2 separate regions of the Mus musculus genome follow, and region 2 is linked to region 1. The links are chromatin loops, found by intact Hi-C in ENCODE. Cell type or tissue: gastrocnemius. All regions are shown on one strand.

Region 1 (5,000 bases):
TGCCTGCAAATTTAATGAGGTCTTTGTTTTGGGGAGTAGAGTCATATTACAGTGTGTAAATGTACCACATTTTCTTTATCTATTCCTCAGTTGAGGAACATTTTGTTGTTTCCTATTTGTGACTAATATGAATTAAACTGCTATGAATATAGTTGAGCAAGTGTCCTTGTGGGATGATGGAGCATCTTTTGGATATATGCTCAGGAGTGGTATAACTGGATCTTGAGGTAGAGTTATTCCCAGTTTTCTGAGAAACCACCAAATTGATTTCCAAAGTGGTTGTCCAAGTTTGAATTCTCACCGGTAGTGGAGGAGTGTCCATCTTCTTTTCAAAAATATGAGCAGCTGTGTAAAGATGAGACAGGATGGTGCAGCTGAACATTTGAGATATCAACAAGCGGCTGTGGGTGGGGAAGCAGTCTATCAGTATTTTTGAGATAGAAAGTCAACTCTGGAAGGATGGTGGCTAGAGATAGGAAGGTAAAAGACAAAGTAAATGGGAATCATCTATTCGGAGGAGAAAGGGAAGAGTGGCATTCATAACTTACTTCCCCAACACATTAACACTGGGGCTCATTTACCCTATGCTCTCTTTGTTCAGTCCCTGTTCGTTGGCTTAACCATGATGTGAGAAAACGTGAAAATGGGGATAACTATTGTTTCTGACTGCTCCTCCCTCAGAGGCATTGTAGCCACACACAGTTCAGCATCTATATAACAAATGTTCCACATCTGGAGTCAGTGTGCCAAGTGACCCAAAAGACTGTTGCAGTGTGCTCTCTACCTACCACCAAGATCATCTGACTTTGATTAACACATTCTACATTCTTTTTCCATATTCCACCAGCATAAGAAATGCCTACCCTAGCTCTTCACCAGCAATTCCATAGTGGTGGTGATTTTATCTCTGACATGGGATTGAAAGTGACATTGGTCAGGTGAGTTATCTGAAAATTGGATTAACAGTCCTGGGCTGAATCACTTTACAAGGAAAAACATTGTGTTAGTTGGTGTTCTCTTCAGTTCCTTTTCTTGAATAACTGTGAAATGGCTCCACCATGTGGTTGAACTAATACATATTGTTCATAGAAAACCAACAGCAGCAATAGAAGACACCACCACAGTCAATGCTAAACAAACACTCGTGTTCAGAATGTGCCAACCTACATTTCCTGTACTGGATATTCTGCAACCAAAACATACAGTTCTTCAATCCCCTAACCTATAACCATCATTCATATTTTCTAAGGCTGACCAACTCTTTGGCACATCAGAGTAAACGTAAAGTCAGGCTTGACGACATGGGAGAAGTTGAGGCAGGGGAATTGCAAGGCCAAGAACTGTTTTTCATTTGATGAGACCCTATCTTAAAAATCTGAAAATGTAGCAGTGTAAGGAGCTTGTCATTAGAGTACTTCTCTGCCTTGTGAGGTCCTAGATTTTGGTAGTAAGTGCTATAAAAGAATGAGTAAATAAATACATAAAGTAAGTTAAAAATTCCAATTGTTTTTAATAGAAATGATATAAAATAATAAAGTTTTAGTTGTGTCATTGATGTATAAGAATACTTAGATTCACTGTATAGATTCTAGTTTTTAATAGATTTTCCTAAGTAAATGATCCATAGCTCTTTAAACATATTAAAACCCTGGGGTAATTTTCTCAAGGGAAAAAAAAAAGCTTATAATACATCCTGTGTAGAGGACTGCAGGCAGAGGAGAGTAAGATGCAGCCTTCTTGTGTATCATCCACAGCCCCAATGTGCCTTATACAGGAAAAGAATTGCACCTGTATCTGTAGGATTAAATCACTTCTAAGATCCCTTCAAACTGTAACAAATGTTGAACCTGTTGATCAGAAAACAGTTCATAGTCTGTCAATATTGCAGTCTTGGAAGGAAGGATTCATCACTCCCTTGGATTTACATCTTTAACTGTCAGAAGGCAGGAATCTCTTTACCAAGTGGCAGCATGACCTACCTGGTTTGAACCGATGGTTCTATAAGTAAAAACACAATAATGCTTTTACAGAGGGCTCTAGTTTGTATAACCCAGGAGAAATTTGTTCATTACAGCCTGTAACTCCAATTCTTTGGGATCTGTTGCCCTCTTGTGGATTATGTGGGTACTGCAGTGATATGCCCACCACTGAAACCTCCCCAGGCACATCATTACGAATAAAATAATTGTTTTAAAATATGTGACACATTGGGAGGTGGTGGTGCTTGCCTTTAATTCCAGCACGTGGGAGGCAGAGGCAAGGAAATATATATAAGCTCATGGTCAGCCTGGCCTACAGTACAAGTTCCAGGATTACAAAGGCTCCTCAGAGAAACCCTATCCAAGAAAACACAGAAATAAATAATCCCAGACCACATCAATCAAGAAAGAGAAACACACACACACACACAAGTGTACATACACACAAAAAATTATTTTTAAAAACCCCACTCCTCATTGATATCTCTTAGCACCTCTCAACTCCTCAATAAAAAAACACAAACTAACAGAATGGATTAGAAAATAAGATCCATCCTTTTCTGCCTCAAAAACATCTTAGTATCAAGGATAGATATCAACACCTCAGAATTAAAAAAAATAGGATATCCAAGCAAATAAACATAAGAAGCAAGCTAGCATAGCTATTTTTAATATCTGACAAAATACACTTCAAATCTCAACTATGGAAATATGGAAGGACACCACATATTCATGGAAATTTCTTCAAAATTGACCACATTCTTAGACACAATCAAGTCTCAACAGATAAAAACAACAACAACAAAATCCACCCTGAATTATTACTCTGTGTCCCATCTGACCACCACGGATTAAAGCTGGATTTTATCAGCAATAAAAACACCAGAAACATTAGATTGACCTCGGGGAGTCTTGTGGGAGAGTTGAAAGAAAGATTGAGGGACCTAAAGAGGGCAGGAACTCCACAAGAAAACCAACAGAATCAACTAATCTGGATACTTGGGGGCTCCCAGAGACTGAACCAAAGATCAAGCATGGGCTGGAACTCGGCCCCCGCACATGTGTAGCAGATGAGCAGATTGGTCTTCATGCAACTGGAGCAGGAGCTGTGCCTGAACCTTTTGCCTGCCTGCCTGTTGACTCCCACCCTCACCCCCACCCCCACACACTGCTAAATGGACAGTCTTGTCTGGCCTCAGTTGGAGAGGATGTACCTAATCCCACAGAGACTTGATGTGACAAGAAGAAGAAGGGGGTGGGGTGGGGAATAGGAGAAGGACTTGCATGATGGGCTAATGGGAAGAGAGGAATGGTGATATTTTTATAAAGGGAAGAAATAAATTTATTTTAAAAGCCAATAAATAAGTAATAAGTATTTTTGTCTGTTCAGATAAAGAAGACTAGAGATATTGTATACTAGCAATTTAACAGCACACTTGAAAGCTCTAAAACAAAACGTATGAACCCAGAATGAGTAGACAACAGGAATTAATCAGATATTTTATCTATCATTTTTATTTTATTTTATTTAGATATTTTTCTTTTTTATCTTTTGCCCTACAGGTCGTTTGCATATATAAATGAATTCCAGTTTAGTATTTCTAGGGGATTCCTGAGTGAGGGAATGAGTGGGTCTCTGATTCTTGTGCCTTCTCTTTGGCAATTTCCCTTCTGTTTGTTTGTTTGTTTCTCTTCCAGCATATTAAATATTATATTTTTATATTTGTATCCCTTAGATACCTGTCTGTTTTGTAATAAATCTAGATGGGAGGGCTGATGGGAAGAAACTGGGAGGAATGGAGGTGAAACCATAGTCAGGATACATTATATAAGAGAAAATTATGTTTTTTCAATAAAAGGAAAAATTTTGAAATGTGACACATACAAAAAAAAAAACAATCTTTCCTGAAAATGATTATTTCTGTCGAAAGAGGTAAGGGAAATAGAGAAATAGTGATTTGTCAGAAACAACAAAACAAAGGCTTCATTTTATTCTTAAGTTGACTTTTTCAGCACTTGACTTATCATTTTAAAAGATGTACTAATATCCTCAAGCTTTGAATTCAACTACTCCCTGTGGCAGAGTGTTTTCTGTTACTATAACTTAATATTGTACACTGGGAAATTTATAACAAGTTGAGATTATATTGAGCCCATGTTTCTACTTGCTATGAATTCATTTTGAAAGCTGTGAATTCCAAGACCATGGAAAGCACATCTCTTAAGAGCCTCACTTCTTCTTTGCAACATGGATTTGGAATATTTTGCTCTAGATTTAAAAAATAATACTCTTTTTCTATTTTTTAATAACATGTAGTGTAAAATGTCTCTGTGTGTGATGTGTGTGTCTATCTGTGTGTGTGTCTACATGTGAACAGACAAGCATGAATATAGATGTCCAAAGACACCAGAGACATCTTTGAACATGTAGCGCAGATCCCCTGAAATAGCAACAAGGACTCTCAACCTCTGAGCTGTACTCCAATTTCCCATAACTACATATTTTTACCTATAAAGCCAAAACAACTGAGAAATACTACTGTGTTTTGAATTGCCCCATAGTTTCATATATCTTAATTCTTGGTCTGCAGTTGGTGGAACTGTTGGGGAAGGAATGGGAAGTGTAGCCTTGTGGGAGGACATGGAGGTATATCACTAGAAGTAGGCTTTGTAATTATTTTTTCTTTTTTTCTTGGATATTTTCTTTATTTACATTTCAAATGTTTTCCCGTTTCCAGGTCTCCCCTTCAGAATTTCCTATCCCACACCCCTCCCTCTGCCTCTATGAGGGTGTGCACCCATCCACCCACTCTTGCCTCCCTGCCCTGGCATTCCCTACACTGGGGCACTGAACACCCTCGGGCCCAAGGACCTCTCCTCTCATTGATGTCTAACAAGGCTATTCTTTGCCACATATGTGGCCAGTGCCACGGGTACCCCACTCTCAGTTCTCTCTCTCTCTCTCTCTCTCTCTCTCTCTCTCTCTCTCTCTCCTTCTCTCCTTCTCTCTCTCTCTCTCTC
Region 2 (5,000 bases), 320 kb after region 1:
ATCACTTCTGATAATGCCAAACAAATGATTCAGGAGAAATAATCACTATTCATGGTCTTATTTGAGTTTTATAAAATACTGCCTAATACAACAAGGTTTCAGAAAAGAGTAGCTGGTCACTTTTGGGTGGCGGGAGGGGGGTGCGGGGGGGGGCGTATTAAATGTTCAAGATGAACCTAGAAAATACTACAGATCTTCAAATCAATCAAGAAGATTGTGTGGGAAGATAGCTCATTAGCTATTGCAATTGCCTTGCAAACCTGAGAACTTTGCTTTGGGTCGCAAGAACCAAGTGAAGGTTGGAAACAGAAGTTTAAATGTTTATAATCCTAGTATCTCCTACCTGAAAATGGGAGGCGAAGACAGGATAATAGCTGGAAGCTTTCAGTGCACTAGCTTGGTGTAGGTAGTAGTGAATAGTGCCTGTCTCACACTTAGATTATCTCATCAGACATTAGGAAGTCAAGACGATGTCTGCCTTGAAGCTTCCTGCTAACTGGTGTTCATGACATGCAACCTGAGGAGAATGGCAGTCCAGCTACAAGCCCTCTGACCAATAGTGAGCTGATGTAAGATGCACTGGTGTAATAGTCACAAATGTGATGTAGTACCCACCACCTTCTGACTGAAGTTTCACTCCAGGAGGTGGGACAAATGCCTACCACTACGAAAGTGGTCAAGAACCTGAGACTAGATTGGCGATGGGCTGAGGGAAAACCAAACACTATTCTGTCAAAGAATATAGCAGCACAAGGTCTTGTAATGACATTCTACTATACCCATAGATCAGAGTTACTCAGCTGTCATCAGATAAGTTGTTTTCTTGCATTATATGGGAACTAACACAGAGAACCACAGCTGTACAATATGCAGAGTGAGAGACTTTGGAGCACTTATTCCAATAACCAGAGGAGATGTCTTTATCAAACATCTCCACTCAAGGCTAAGGGATCAGGCAAGAAAAGGTGGTGGAAAGATTGTGAGAGCGTAGATGGTGTCCCAGCCCTGAGACCACAAAGAGGACATCGCCTTCCATTCCTATCCAAGGAACTATGAGGTACTGCTACTCACTGGCAGTGGAAAAGTTAGTTTTCTCCGTTGAGTTCTCACTGGGTATATTACACACCTCAGGACAGGCCTCAGGCCTGGAGGAAAGTGTCCAACCCACAATCAAACGGTGTTTACTCAGACACTAGGCCTCATTTGGCTTATTTGGGATTGTGTTTTTTTTTTTTTTTTTCCATTCATATATCTTACCAGACTTTTCTTTTTGTATTTTAGTTTCTTTGCTTTTGGGGGCATATATTGTGCATGTCGGGAGGGAGGTGTTTATTTGTTTTGTTTATTGTCTTTTAAAGAGAGAAAGAGTGGATGGGTTAGAGAGGTAGACAGGATCATTAGGAAAGGGGAACGATGTTCAAAATTGAAAACATTTTCCAATAATAAAGAAAAGGAAAAATAAAAGTAACCAAAGGTGGAATATGAGAACCAACATCTGGGCTTGCTCATTGCCTCCACATACGCACCATGGTATGAGCACACCCACACCTCATCACCACACACACACACACACACACACACACACACACACACACACACACACGTCAATCTCCAATAATTACTAATTCCCTAGAGCATGGGCTGGAGACCACCAACTCAGTGTTTTGAAAACTTGTTAGTAATATTCAGTTAACAAATTGAATAATCATTCTGGTTTTACAAAAATAAAATTTGCCCCTCAGTATAATGAACACACACCAAGTGTTAATTACTTTTAATGGAAGTATTTAATTCCCAAATGAAGATGATAGGAGACTAAGGTAATTTTTAACAATACATTTACATGAAATGCAGGCGAACTAGACATTCTCTTTCTCCACCTGGAAGTTACATTGTTTAAAAACAATTCCTAAGTGTCTACTGATGTGTAAACATGCAAGAGAAGATTTGCGTGTGTTTATGTGAATGGGGGGGGGGCACATGCAAGAGAAGATTTGCGTGTGTTTATGTGAATGGGGGGGCGTGTCCTGTGGGGGTTGCTTTGGCCTGTCTTCTTCCATCACCCTCCACTTTATATTTGAAGCAATTCCAGTGAACCTAGAGTTCATCTGTTAGGCTAGACAGGCAGGGCTGGCTCTACCTCCCCAGCACTCAGATTAGAGGTATGTCCCAACCTAGCGTTTCACATGGGCGATGGGCTCTGTAATCAGGTACTTGTGCTTTTCAGCGTGGACTTTTTCCATTGAGACACCTCTTTCCAGTCTCTAAAAACCAGCAAGATAAATTTGCATTCAGAAAAAATATAGAAAAACTACAAAACAAATAACACCCCCCCAAATCAAGTATATCTGTAAAGAAAATGGAGAAAGGACAGAGACATTAGTGGTGTTTTAGTTGCAAACCAATGAAAAGAAAACTTTGTGATAATTAGCGAAATATAAACACCTTCAATAACTGATGGAATTAAGAATTGAATATTGCATTCCAGGGCTTGGAGATACTGCTGTGGAGTTAGGCTGCAGCTAAGTATGTGTTTACTCCCGTCCCTGGGGATCTGGTGCCCTCTGCTGGTCACTTACAGCACTGCACGTGGTGCACATTTGTACATTCAAGCAAAACACCCATACACATAAAATCAAAATAAATAAATCTTAACAAGCATAAAGTAGTATTTCAGAAATAGAAAAATGTTCACACATGCTCATAGATACTAGTGGATATAAAGTGAGTGAAAAGTAGGAGATCATGATCGTATTCCAACCACCGTGGATGGGTTCATTACACTATCTTCTCTTATAGTTTATTGGAAAAATGATCCCGGTAAAGTATTTTAAGTGAAAAGGAAACATTTTTCAAATAAAACCTCAAAGCAAAAAAATACTAATATAAATCTGTATATTCGTGTTTTGGGCAACAGAAAATTCTTGAATGAAAGACAGAAATGTTTTTTAAAAACTAAATACAACTCAAAGGTATATATTTGTTGATGACAAGTGAATACTGCCTTTTTTCCACTCATTTATTTACTTATTCACTTTATATCCCGATGGCCCCCGATTTCACAGGGCCGCTTCCCCATTCCCATCTCCCCTTCACCCCTGAGAAGAGCGAGGTCCCTCGCTCAGTACCAACCCTGGCACATCCAGTTTCTGCAGGGTTAGGCGCATTCTCTCCCACTCATGCCAGACAAGGCAGCCCAGTTAGGGGAACGGAGTTCACAGACAGGCAACAGCTTTAGGGATGGCCCCCGCTCCAGTTGTAGGGGGATCAAAATGAAGATTGAGTTGCACGTTTGACATGTGCAGAAAGTGGGGCTTGGAACAGCACTTGTATATTCTTTGGTTAGTGGCTCTGTCTCTGAAAGTCCCCTAAGGGTCCAGATTAGTTAGCTCTGTTGGGGTTCCTGTGGAGTTCCTATCCCCTCCGGGATCCTCAATCTTACCACCAGCTCTTTCATAAGAGTCCCCAAGCTCCATCCAGTATTTGGCCCTGGGTTTTTGCATCTATTTCAGACAGTTGCTGGATAGAGCCTCTAAGAGGACAGATATACTTGCCTTCTGTCTGGAAGCCTAAGAGCATACTCAAGTGTCAGGGATTGGTGCTTGCCCATGATATGGGTCTCAAGTTGGGGCAGTTATTGGTCAGCCTTTTCCTGAGTCTCTACTCCATCTCTAATCCCTGCATTTCTTTTAGATAGAAAAAGTTGGGGGCAGAAGTTTTTGTGGGTGGATTGGTGTCCTTATCCTTCCACTGGGTCATGCCTGGCTATGACAGGTGGCCCTTTCTGGTTCCATATCCCCACCGCTGTGCCTCTCAGCTAAGGTCACACAAATTGACTCCTGGGAGTCTACCCTAACCCAGATCTCTGGCATGTCCTAGAGAGGCCCCACACCCATGGCAGCTGCCATTTTCATTCATTCTCCTAGTCCTCTGGTCCTCTCTCCTGTCTCTCCCTAAACCTGATCCCGAACCCCTATTCCACAACCCATCCCCTCTCTCACCCAGTTCTCTCTCCTCCTGTTTCCTATGATTATTCTATCTCCATTTCTAAGTGAGACTCAAGCATCCTGGCTTGGACTGTCCTTCTTGTTTAGCTTATTTCCACCTGTAGAGTGTGTTGTGGGTATCCTGTACATTATGACTAATAACCACTTATAAGTGAGTATGTACCATGTATGTACTTTTGGGTCTGGGTTACCTCACTCGGGATGATATTTTCTAGTTCCATCCATTTCCTGTAAAGTTCATGGTGCCCTTGCTTTGCCATGGGGCAAATGAACCACATTTTCTGTATCCATTCTTCCTTTGAGGGACATCTAGGTTGTTTCCAGTTTCTAGCTATTACAAATAAAGCTGTTATGAACATAGTGGAGCATGTGGTATGCTGTAGAATCTTTGGGGTATATGTCCAGGAGTAGTATAGCTTGTTCTTCAGGTAAAATAATTTTCAATTTTCTAAGAAACCACCAGATTGATTTCCAGAGTGGTTGTATAAGTTTTCACTTCCACCAGCAATGGAGGAATATTCCCCTTTCTCCACATCCTTGCCAGTATTTGCTGTCACTTGAGTTTTTTATCTTAGCCATTCTGATGGGTGTAAGATGGAATCTCAGAGCTGTTTTGATTTGTATTTTCCTGATGACTAAGGATGTGGAACATTTCAAGTGCTTTATTGCCATTCAAGATTCCCGTGTTGAAAATTCTCTGTTTAGCTCTGTACCCCATTTTAAAAATTAGGTTATTTGGTTTTTGGTGTCTAACTCCTTGAGTTCTTTATATATTTTGGATATTAGCCCTCTATCAGATGCAGGGCTAGAGAAGATCTTTTCCTAATCTATAGGCTGCAGTTTTGTCCTATCCATAGTGTCCTTTGCCTTGCAGAAGCTTTGCAGTTTCATGAAGTTCCATTTATCCGTTGTTAAGAGATTAAGCTGTTGGTGTTCTGTTCTGGAAATTGTCTCTTCTACCAAGGTGTTCAAGAATATTTCCCACTTTCCCTT

What was found. A loop is a pair of places that touch in the nucleus more often than their neighbours do. Peaks named below come from ENCODE experiments on the same cell type or tissue, not always from the same donor. Only the 100,000 strongest peaks of a DNase experiment are listed, where the experiment ranks them.
Region 2: a loop joins it to region 1, with 9 times the contacts of the local background. A loop is called at or near these places in 24 of 42 quality-filtered maps.

The regions. Positions count from the first base shown.
Region 1 is chr16:27,138,146-27,143,145 of GRCm38, forward strand. No RefSeq gene overlaps it. Among named protein-coding and RNA genes, the nearest start is that of Gmnc, 150 kb to the left of the region's middle. In gastrocnemius, CTCF peaks have their summits at 1,066 (motif pointing left) and 2,123 (motif pointing left); a DNase peak (open chromatin) is centred at 2,116.
Region 2 is chr16:27,454,921-27,459,920 of GRCm38, forward strand. No RefSeq gene overlaps it. Among named protein-coding and RNA genes, the nearest start is that of Gm32356, 10 kb to the right of the region's middle. In gastrocnemius, no CTCF peak of the experiment used is centred here; a DNase peak (open chromatin) is centred at 2,569.